Linked DNA regions of Mus musculus: region 1 is linked to region 2. The links are chromatin contacts, found by Hi-C in ENCODE. All regions are on one chromosome and are shown on one strand. Each heading gives the region's core, a stretch centred on a gene start or an enhancer-like site at or near the end of the contact. The rest is flanking DNA. Distances are from core to core; before and after follow the strand shown. Region 1 holds the start of Nras (neuroblastoma ras oncogene). Region 2 holds the start of Gdap2 (ganglioside-induced differentiation-associated-protein 2).

Region 1 (5,641 bases), core at 2,553-5,052, 2.9 Mb before region 2:
GAAACTACAAAAGGTTCTTTAGATTAAGCTTAAAAGTACAGAAAGTAGAGCTTATGGATTCTAAATAACTTAAGATACGTAACACTAAGAAAATTCTAGCCGGGTGTGGTGGTGCATGCCTTTAATCCCAGCACTCAGGAGGCAGAAGCAGGCAGATTTCTGAGTTTGAGGCTAGCCTGGCCTACAGAGTGAGTTCCAGGACAGCCAGGGCTTTACAGAGAAAACCTGTCTCAAAAAATTAAAAAAACAAAAAAACCAAAAAAAAAAACCTCCCTCAAGGCTGGAGAGATGGCTCAGGGATTAAGAACACTGTCTACTCTTTCAGGTGACCCAGGTTCAATTGCTAGTACCCACACAGGGCCCCAGACATCTATAACTCCAGTTCTAAGGCATCTGGAACCCTCCTCTGGCCTCCTTGAGCACCAGGCCCATGTGTGCATAGACATAGCAAAACAACGCGTACCCAGAAATAAAACTAAATCTTCTTAAAAAAGAATACCTCCCCCATAAAGTTGCCAAGAGTAAACAAATTCATACATATTCAGAACAGTGTCTGACCCATTGTGTATACTTTGTAAGTCTGCCAACACCTCGTGCGCCACTACGCCCGGCTGATGGAGGTATTCTTATAATAAATTCAGAAACACAGAGACACACAGATTTAGTATTTTGTCCTAAAGTTACTTAGCTAATTAATAACAGAGCCATGTTTTAACTTTGACAGTGACTAAAGATAGAATGCTGCTGTAAGAGAGAGAGACCCAGTGTTTTGGGGGTCTACCTCTGCTATATGGATGGGCAGTGGTGGTGCATGCCTTTAATCCCAGAACTGGGGAGGCAGAGGCAGAGGCAGGTGGAGCTCTGTGAGTTCAAGGCTAGCCTGATCAAAGAGTTCCAGGCCACACAAAGAAACCCTGTCTTTAAAACCAGACCAAACTTAAACAAACAAACAGAAAAATCACAACAACTCTGAAAATCTAACACCTCTGAACTCAGAATATTGGCTGGGAGTGTTGGCATATACCTATAAAGTTAGCACTTGGAAGGCTGAGGCCAAGTGCTAAATTCAAGGTAAGTCTGGGATACATAGCAACATCCTGTCTCAAAAATGTAAAATGAGTAAGAATGTTGTACTAAAATCCTTAGGGCCCAAATAGCTCTGAAACTCACCAGTTCTCTGAGAAGTCTTACTGTTACTCTGTAGCAGACCCCATTTCCCGAGTAGTACCGTGACAGTACACCACACACTCAGTGAAAATCAGATTCTTCTCTTTTTCTTTCTTTTGTTTTTTGAGACAGGGTTTCTCTGTGTAGCCCTGTCTGTCCTGGAACTCACTCTGTAAACCAGGCTGGCCTCGAACTTAGAAATCCGCCTGCCTTTGCCTCCTGAGTGCTGGGATTAAAGGTGTGCACCATCACTGCCTAGCAGATTCTTTTTAATATTTGGGGTTTAAAGATGGTCCATGGGCAAAGGCGCCTGCTAACTAAGCCAAGATGCCCAGGCCCTAAGGAGGGAGCTTTTATTAGCTGTCTTCTGCCTCCCATGGCACATATCTGCTGTTGCACTTGTTCTGGCCTCCACAAAACAAAACAAAACAAAACAATATCACCAAAATGTTAAAAAGTTGTATGTTTCCTAAGTCCATATACTTTAGTATAGTTTCAGAGCACATACAAATTTTTTGTTTCAGAAAATATCCCCAGTACCTGTAGAGGTTAATATCTGCAAATGATTTGCTATTATTGATGGCAAATACACAGAGGAACCCTTCGCCTGTCCTCATGTACTGGTCTCTCATGGCACTGTACTCCTCTTGTCCAGCTGTGTCCAGTATGTCCAGCAGGCAGGTCTCACCATCAATCACCACTTGCTTTCGGTAAGAATCCTGGGAATATGAAAGAGTGAGGAGGTGGTGGTGGGGGGGACAAGGACAGGCTCAATCTTTATTTAAAACCAGAGAAATGTAATTAACCAGGATGAATACGCCTACCTATGTGATTTACCCTCAACCCGCTAACAGTAGCATGAATAGCAAACAAACATACACATACATAATCACACGCATGCATGCACACATGACATAAGGGCAGGTGAATTTATATCTGTGAGTTCAAGTCTCAGGCCAGCCAGGGTAGTGCAGTGAGACCCTGTTTCAAAAAAAAACAAAACAAAAACAAAACCAGCCTGAGTTATGAGGTTAAGACAAAAACAAAAAACAAACAAACAATAACAACAACAACAACAAAAACAAAAAACCAAAGAAAACAAAACCACTAATAAAAAATAACAAAACCAGAAACATCTAGTATGGATTTATGGCCAAATTCTTATTTTTATTATATAATAGTCCAAACTTAGAAGACCTTATCTGTGGTTTTGGAAATGTGCTTATATTTTGTTTCATGAATATATTAAAATGTAACCTGTGTAGACATCTGAATTTAACTAACATTCCTGTGTGTTAGAACAGGTTTACACATGAAAAAAATATTTGGTTTTTGTAAACAGGGCCTCAGTAAGTAGTTCAGGCAAGCCTAGAAATTGAAACCTCCTCCCTCAGCCTCTTGAATGCTTACAAATTGGACTTATACATACCTGCACCATTAATCCCAGGGAAGTGATAGAAATTTAACGTCATATAGAAATATGAGACTTGTAAGGATTTAGGTGATTTTCCTCAATATCCGTAACTAAATTGTGAAGAAATTCCTAGATACAATGACTCAAAATCTCAACTTGTTTCTACCCCAACTCAATCTGGACTAGATCAAAAATGACAACTTCAGACTATCCAGAGCTCTGAGTTCTCTATCCTCACTGTATGATCGCCTACAATCTTTTTCCTTGTGACCTACGTTTCTATTAAAGAGCTGTGACATAAAGAAACAATGAAAACTGTGTTCTTTTAAAAGGAAATCCTCAGTAAGCACGAACTTGTTTACTGCTTTTTTGGAATACCTCCTTGCTTTCTCTTCTCTTTACTTTCAAAGAGCCGTTATGGGCAAGAGAAAGCCCAAAGTGAGGATAAGGGCCAGGCAGGGGCTGGGCCTCACCTCTATGGTGGGATCATATTCATCCACAAAGTGGTTCTGGATTAGCTGGATCGTCAAGGCGCTTTTCCCAACACCACCTGCTCCAACCACCACCAGTTTGTACTCAGTCATTTCACACCAGCAAAAACCTGTAGAAAAGCAGCAATTACGATTAAACTGGCAAACCAAACCTACAATACTTCAAGGGCTTCTATGAGTTTACCAAACTCTTCTGTTTCTAAGGCACCCATTCGATACACGTGGCCTTCCACTAAGTTCTCAAAGTGATTCAGAAACATAGCATTCCTTGCAGATGAGTGCGGGCCAGATTATTGGATTAAAGACCAGCGACTATTTTTTCAATCTACTCGGCCCCGCCCTCAGTTTACGGGAAAAGAACCCCCCTCTTCCAATTCCTGCAAACCCAAGCTCTGGGGTCCGCCTGGCACAACCACTTCCCGAAACTCCCCTTTCCGGCTCCGAAAATCACCCCAGAGCCAGCCAGAGTCCCCCACCCAAGCCTTTGTTTCAGCTCGCCAAGTCTCCGCGTCTCCCCGCCCCGCCAGGCGTTCACACGCTGAGAAGTCCGACGCCAGGCAGGCCGGAGCTTTACCTCAAACTCCGCAGACCCCGCCTCGGGAGGCTTTTGGACTTCAACCTGAGAAGCTGTTGGAGACCCCGAAACCGCCATGAACAGCCCCCGCCAGGGAGCGGCACTTCCGGCCCCACCCGCTACGTAATCACTAGGCGCCCAAGGCGCCCCAGTCCCCGCCCCAGCCACGTGGGCCGACGACTAGAGTCTTGCAGCCGGCCGCACCCAGTCCAGCCCCGCCCCGCCCCCATTTCAATAATGAAAGCGCTAGGTGCTAGTGTCTCAAAAATCAGTAAAACTTTATTCGCTTCCATTCTTTCGCCATTAACATAAAACCGGAGAAAGCAAAAATGTTTTGTGTTTACAAAGATAAACGGCCTCTTTACCCAGAGTTCAAAACCTCAAATGACAACGGGGAAGATGAAAGCGCCCTCCCCGACAACCCCTGAGCTGACCCTTGTCATTGTTAGACAAAAAGCCTTCACTCCACTTGCCAGGGACCCTGTTTGGGGCCAATTCAAGATGAAGGCCGAGAAATCAGGCCAATCCGTTCCCGTGATACAAAGTTGAACAGAAGCTACACCAAGGATCAAGTGCCTGTATTGAACAGGGCACTGGAACCACGGGGCTATTTATTAAAAAAAACAGGATTCATTTCAGGCACAACTTTTTTATTATTATTATTTTTTTGTTCATTTTGTTTTTAAATCAGTAAAAGAAACTGGGTCCTAGAAGCTGCAGTGATCTAAGCAGCAGCAATTTTGTGCATTCGTCTTTTGTTTAAATATGTTTAAATTATCACACTGCTGGCACACTTCATTTGCATGAAATTCTGCACCACACATACTAATTGTAGTAAAGTTATTTACCCCCCCCATCCCAGGAAGAAAAAAAAAAAAAAACTACTCGGGAAGATAATTTTCACTGAAATGTAATCAAACTTCGTTAAGTGGATTGTGACAAGATTATAAATGATATGAAAATAACATTTTAACATTTGGCCATCAACTTAAGAATATCGTTTGCTATATAAATTTTTGCAATTTTTAAAGGTAATATATTCTACCTTCATATGGTCCTCAGAATTAAAGCATAATGAACAGGGAAAAAATAGGAAAAGAATGCAGCTGAGTGTTAAGTCATGAAGGTAGAGTATATACTGACTAGAGTGCAGAATTTCATAGGGCCAACAAAGTAACAGTCTGCATTGTTCACTTACACAGGCCAAGTGGAATTTGCAATTACCAGTTGCGTTAAATGCACCAAATAAAGCTCCTAAATTGACACTATAAGGCGCCACCTTTAAGTTTTCCAGGCTGCAACTGTGCATAATTTTAAAATGGTTTCTTAAATTTATTTATTTTTTTCTTTAAACATAACACGAGGAAGGTGTTAAAACTGGTGTAATAGCTCAATAGAATAAGTATTCCAGATTTTGGGAGGGATGAAGAGAAAGATATTCAGAACCCTTCACCAGAATCCCCCCAACTCGACCATAGTGAATTAATGATGTGCTTTGTGGACGTGGTTAGTCAATGACACCAGCTTGACGGATCTTTCTTTCTGCACCAAATCCCTATGAAGAAATATAACAGTTAATGATTTGAGTGTATTGACAATCACAACATACAATTCTAAAATCAACTATGAAAGTATTTATCATATCCACTACCAATTCTCTCCTAAGAGTAAGAAACTTATTAAATAGAATATACCAAGAAATGCACTTCTTGGTGTAATCAGTTATCCTACCATGGGCAAAGCAGAGAGTGGGGAGTTCAAGGCCACTCTAATCTACATATGAGACCCTATCTCAAAACGGAAAGAAGTGCTTCTTATAGAAAGCATCTACTCTATTAGGGTCTGAATTAATGTGTTAGGGAGTCCAAATTAGTGATAAGCAACCCTTGCTTGCTTCACTAACTTCTTTAAGCTCAAGTAAGATTATTAGTTGACCTCCCTCACATCCCTAATGAAATCATACCATTGAGTTATCTGGTCCCCTTGGCTGACGAA
Region 2 (6,361 bases), core at 2,356-4,855:
GACAGTCTCTCACTGAGCCTGGAGCTCGGTGATTCCACCAAAACCCTCAAAGATTCCATCTCTTGTGTCCTCCTTCCAAAGCTGAGATCACAGGTGCACGGCAAAGCATCTAGCTTCTTACCTGGGAGCTCAGTCCTCCTCCCACCTGAGTGTAACGCTACTCTAGGCTCCACCTCACTTTGAGTGTTTGTTGCAGAGCTGTATCCTCTTAAAACTTTCCCCCCTCAACGACGATCACAGCTCTGATTTCAAGGTCAACAGAAACCTAAGTTGATCACTTTCTCCGAGAAGTCCCATTACTGTCCTTGATGTGTATGGACTTCAGTAGGTCTCCTATACACCCAATCATCTCCAGTCAGTACAGCTCGTTGCCTCTCTCCAGCTACTGAAGACGTCAGTGTGAGTGCTAAATGAACGATAACTAATGCTCAAAGCTGACTGTGGGGCAAAAGGTAAGGCCTTTCCTGGAAAGCTTCCTGAAAGTTAATCAAGGTTGAATTCTTTGGCAGCTCCATCCGCACCTCCAAAGAGAAACTGATTTTTCTCATTAAAAAGAGATTTAACTCCTGCCTGCTCCCAACATAAACTCATGGCCATGCTTGTGCAAAAGCGGAGCAGCGAACCCAAAGGTGGCAGAAACCTAAACACTGTCTCACTCCACAGAATGTGTGGTAAGAAATATAGCCTGTAAGAGATGATGCATATATCTGAAAGGATTTCCAGACTTAGATTAAGAATTCTAGGGATAGACTGAAAACAAGCAGGGTGGTGGGCATGATGGGAACTGTGTGTGTGGGGGGGAAGGGGAGCAGACATGACTACAGTGATTTATAACCTTAGCCAGAAATTAAGCAACATGAAACCAAAAAGCCCTTCCCACTGGAAATCAATTGACCAGTGTTGAACTTTGAACAAGCTTGCAAACAAGCACTATAGTTTAGTAAAACTCACAGTCTCCTGAGGCACAGTTTTGTATCAAAAAGTTGTTGGTTTCCAGACTAAATCAGATCTATGAATTAGGCTAAATATTTTCTATGTTAGTTTAAGAGAAAGGACCCCCCCCCCCAAACAAAGAGAAGCTACTATTCTTTATGATTCAAAGAGTTCTTTGTAGCTTATTTCCCCCTGCATCCTGCCACCATTAGCTTTTAAAAACATACAAATTGTGAGTTATTTGAAAAATTGAATTGCCTGCAGAGACCAGATTTTTACTCCTCCAGGTCCGGCAGCATCAGGCAGAGCACTTGGGATCACTGTCTCAAAACCTGAGTTTCCAAACAGGTAAAAAAGAATGGTATCAAGTTGGGTGTGGTGGCACAGGCCTTAAATTCCAGCTCTGGGAGGCTAAGGCAGGTTGAGCTCAGTGAATTTGAGGCCCAGCTGTCCTAGTTCTAGGACAGCCAGAATTATCTTATCTCAACAAAATAAAACAAAATGAATGGTGCCACTTAAAAAAAGGGCGGGGGGGGGGGAGAGTGAGAACCAACTAAGAGGAGAAGATGACTGTCAAATGTTTACACAGGTGAGCTAAGTCTGGGAAACACATAGAGTTGGACCATGAATCTGACCTCTAATAATTAAGCAGCTTGTTTGTTGCTTTTGGCAAATAACAGGTTTATTATTCTTTATGGCTCTGTATTTCAATATTTAAATGCCCAGGATATATAAGGGTGAAAGCACCCACCATATTCATCCTGATGCCAAATCAATTATATTTACAAGAGTTACTTTATGCAAATGGAAGCTGCTCAGATGAAAACATGTCCGTGCTCACCTATATCAGCAAATAAATACATTATAATAAAACAGACCTCTAACCTTCATCAATGGTCCCAGGTAAACTGTAAATCATCATTCAAAAAAACATACAAAACACATGTTTTCCGGTGAATTAGCAGTGTCACCTACATATTAAACACACCAGAGCATGCTTCAGTTGCAAGTCTTCATACAGAGTGCAATTTGAAACTTAAAATAATAATGTTGTTCTTCAAGTACTAGATAAGAAAATGTATCTTAAAGTACTGGATAAGAAAATATGTAAGATTAAGGTGTGCTAGTTTAGCCTGGCGGGCCAGTACACGCCTTTAATTCCTGCATGCTGTAGGCAGAGGCAGGTGGATCTTTGTGAGCTCAAGGACAACATGGTCTTCAGAGAGCTCCAGAACAGGGCCTTTGTGAGACTCTGTCTAAGGAGGGGTGGTGATAGGGATGCTAGATGCAGCACTCTATATCATACCAGGCTGGCTTTCCAGTGCTGGTATTAAAGTTGTGGACAAAACCTGGCTTTGATCCCACGACCAAAGATGACAACATCAATTGGCAATGTCTAAAGGTTGGGCAGGCCTGAAATCTTCTAAACTGTTTCCCCACCAAAGCACACATCTCCCATCTCTAACAAGGAAATGCACAGCATCTACAGGAGGTAGGGTCCATACACATCTATCCAAATGTTCCTCCCCAGCCTGGAATAAATTTATCATCACGATTTCTTGCCTTCTTTTCATCCAACCCACTACAAATGATTCTTCTTTCAAAACAATTTTCTTAAACACAGAGGATGAGCTGGACATGTTTTAAATCACTAAGAAAATCTTACCCAGTAAATAGTAGCTAAAATTAAAAAGGAAAGGCCGGGCGTGGTGGCGCACGCCTTTAATCCCAGCACTTGGGAGGCAGAGGCAGGCGGATTTCTGAGTTCGAGGCCAGCCTGGTCTACAAAGTGAGTTCCAGGACAGCCAGAGCTACACAGAGAAACCCTGTCTCAAAAAAAAAAAAAAAAAAAAAAAAAAAAATAAGGAAGACAAGTCTACCTGTCAGCTACAATTGTCTACATGTCTAATTTCTAGGTTGGCTACAGAGGTTCAGTAAACCATGGCAGGGATCAATTCTTTTGTATAGTTATACGTACAGTTATATAGACAGCTACAGACATCAGACCTCGTTTCTAAAACTTCTAGACCAGCCCAAGGATAAAAGGGGGCAAGAGAAGAAAAGCTAATTTCCTCGTTAACAGAGTGGCTCAGTCTCAGTCTACAATTAAGGACCAGTAAGCCCAGGGTCACTTCCCTCTCAAGTGACCTGAAAGCGGAAACACAAAGCCAGGTCAATGTCACTCCAGGGACTGCGGGGTCTTTTTACAACTCAGCATCCTGGGCTCAGCGTCTGACCACAGGGAACCCGATTTATAGGACGGGCTGGACTCTGCTAGAGCCGCCACCCGCAGGGCTGCTCGCAGCACCGCGTCCCAGCAAATCCCGGGGACCTGCGTCCCCAGAGCTTGGCGACCCAACCTACCCTGAGTGCGAAGCCCAAAGCCCGGGAGGACCCGCCAGCCCAATCCCTCCCAGCCGCCGCACCCGACTGTGTCGCCCTCCCTTCCCGGCTTCGCCCTTCTCTCACAGCGCTCGGGCGGGCCCATCCGGGCGGCGGCCCGCAGCTCACTCAGATCCGTGGCAGAATTCAGGCGGATGACATCCGTACACTTTGCTTGCCAGAGGCGGAGGCTGAAGCGAACCGGTCTCCAGAGGCCAGGGTGACTGGCGACAGCGATCTGACAGCGAAGGTACCCGCTTCCTCTCCGCCACGCCACCCAATCACAGCGCTCTGCCGTCACTTCCGCCTAGAAGGTAAGGGAAACGCCGGGCGGAAGAAACTTCCAATCGGACCGGAAGTGGCGGGTCTCGTAGGCAGCGCTGTCTGCTGGAGCCTCGTGGAGAGTGAGGTGAGTGTTGCTGGCTCTTTAGGGATCGCGGGGCGCGGTTCCCCGCACAGTGGTGTTCACGGTGAGCCGACGCGGCGAGGGACTCCGCGCTAAGGGCACTAGGGAGGCCGGGGAGAAGCCCTTTGCCGCGGCCGTCTGCATCGCAGAACCCAGAGGCCGCGCGCTGCCCCCGGGCCGGAGTGCGAGGCTGCTGGAACTGCCCGATTTCCTTGGATTATTTCGGGGATGATGTGCAATAGAAACTTAGGTGCGGGGGATAGTTTGAGAGTGACCAGGTCGCAGGAAGGAAAACAAGCGAAGTTATTTGAGAAATAAGCTTTAAAGCCCTCGGGTAGGTACAGTGCATGTGAAAACGATAAACAAGCGTGTTACTATGACTTGAAGCGAAAATCGTGGACGTGGAAGTGCTAGATAGAAAACCAGTGCAGCAGCTCGTTGAAGACAAACTGGAGATGAAAGTGCAGGGAAGAGAAAACTGGGTAGAAAAGGCAGACACATGAACACACATGCATAAAAGCTGAGATCGGTTGGTCTGAGCTTTTGGATAGAGGAACTGCAGCAGCCCCATAAGCTCTGCGAGCTTATTATATACAGTTGAAAATGAAGAGGGGATTATTGCTTACAACTGAACAAGGAGACAGGGTGATTGTATAGAGATAATATCTAATTGCAATAGGGACAGTCTGTGGGGAGCAGTCTTCAGTCAGTACACATGGTGGTGTGGTGGGAGGGAAGAAGGCTATGGTGAACATTTTCTGGAACACTGTAAACATCCCACTTGAACCAAAGGACCATGATGCCTCTCCTATTGGTCTGGGGCATTGAAGTCCTTGACATGGCTACATTCATGTCAGCAGGACCCATTCACTCTGGGCTTCCTCTGATCTACACACAGGGTCTCTTCGAATCCCAGGAATCTCTCTCTCTGCCTTCCCTGTGCTGGGGTCATAGACCTGCATTTTTCTGTGCCTGGCCTTATGTGTGGGTGCGGGTACTACAGCAGGTACTTTACCATCTGTGCCAAGTTACATGCTTTTGATCATGTAAAAAAAAAAGGTTCCTGTTTGTTAGCTGTGCAGAGTCATTGTATTGCAAAAACTGAATTTTGTTTATTTACACAGATTGCCTTCCCGGTGTCATCAGACAGCCCAGCATGGGGCTTACTAAACAGTATCTGCGCTATGTGGCTAGTGCTGTCTTTGGCTTGATTGGCAGCCAAAAAGGTAACATTGTTTTTGTGACACTCCGTGGTGAGAAAGGACGCTATGTGGCAGTACCCGCCTGTGAACACGTTTTTATCTGGGACTTAAGGAAAGGCGAGAAGGTAAGTCAGAAATAAGAAATGGACACCGTTAAATGACACCGACTCTTGGAAGGGTGAAGTGGGAGAGCCTTGACTGACCTGCCTGCACTCATTTGTGTGTGAGTCCCCCAAGAGATCACTTCCCTTTTATTTTTCTAGACGGCTAGCACCAGATTCTGTTGTGTTCTGAAAGTCACAGCCAAGCAGGAGTTTGCTTAAATGGGTGTGTTCGTTTTCATGGGTTATTATTCTTAGCCATTATTAACTTCTACTTTTGTCGACCGGTTCTGCTTTTCATGTTCTGCTTGTTCTCACAGCCAGCTGTAAAGCAGTAGAATTTCAAAGGACTGTCATTCTGCTGTGTTGTGCAGTCCTTCTCTTAACCATAACTGATGAGATTCATTGGTTGCTTCACTCTGCTTTGACTGTGACAGAAGCTATTCCTTTCTTGCTAAGCACAAAGAGATAAATTATCCCTCTTTACTGTGTGACTCCCAGGAGGTGAGATGAGTTACATATAGATTTATAGATGTAAATATATAGAAGCCTGTTGCTACCCAGAGCTTCTTCTTGGGATGAAACTGTTAGTACTGTAGGTTGAGTTACAACAAGGATGAGTTTATAGCTCTGTATCAGAAATCACTGGGATACAAAGTTGCTAACTTAGCTCATTGCCTGGATCATTTGCATACACACCAGCACCAAGCTTGAGAGGACGTGATGACCTCTTGAGGAGCTTATGGTCTTTGCTTGTCAAGTTTTATCCTCGTGTATCAGTGACTGGAAATTGTTGATATGTGTATGTGTTATATGTTGATATGTGTATGTGTTATATGTTGATATGTGTACTATGTGTTATATGTTGATATGTGTATGTGTTATATGTTGATATGTGTATGTGTTATATGTTGATATGTGTAATATGTGTTATATGTTGATATGTGTTATGTGTTGATATGTGTATGTGTTATGTGTTGATATGTGTATGTACTGAGGTCATTCCTGTGCTGCTGTCTTGTTACATGCCTCACGCTTCTGAGTTGGTTTTCATCTTTATGATTTCAGATCCTTATCCTTCAGGGGAATAAACAAGAAGTCACTTGCTTGTGTCCTTCCCCAGATGGGCTGCATCTAGCTGTTGGCTATGAGGATGGAGCCATCCGAATCTTCAGCCTCCTCAGTGGTGAAGGAAACATAACCTTCAATGGACACAAAGCAGCTGTCACCAGCTTAAAGTACGATCAGCTAGGAGGCAGGCTGGCTTCTGGGTCTAAGGTGAGCCTCAGACAGGTGCCCAGGGTTGTTTCTCACACTTAATATAGGAGCAGATTATT

Evidence for each region. Hi-C counts contacts between places; a loop is a spot of excess contacts on that map.
Region 1: a map of heart shows a loop between it and region 2 (6-fold over the local background). The contact joins the promoter of Nras here to the promoter of Gdap2 in region 2. A Hi-C loop is called at or near these places in 2 of 37 maps with a recorded cell type or tissue (T-helper 17 cell and heart).

Annotation. Positions count from the first base shown.
Region 1 is chr3:103,056,446-103,062,086 of GRCm38, reverse strand. Nras (neuroblastoma ras oncogene) reads right to left here and starts at 3,802. Exons shown (of 7, transcript NM_010937.2): 1 at 3,647-3,802; 2 at 3,055-3,182; 3 at 1,708-1,886. The coding sequence starts at 3,165. It overlaps Csde1 (cold shock domain containing E1, RNA binding), which reads right to left. Exons shown (of 19, transcript NM_001161854.2): 18 at 5,610-5,641; 19 at 3,901-5,201. The coding sequence ends at 5,154.
Region 2 is chr3:100,159,707-100,166,067 of GRCm38, reverse strand. It overlaps Gdap2 (ganglioside-induced differentiation-associated-protein 2), which reads right to left and starts at 3,605. Exons shown (of 14, transcript NM_010269.3): 1 at 3,403-3,605. It overlaps Wdr3 (WD repeat domain 3), which reads left to right and starts at 3,661. Exons shown (of 27, transcript NM_175552.5): 1 at 3,661-3,724; 2 at 4,846-5,048; 3 at 6,093-6,302. The coding sequence starts at 4,878.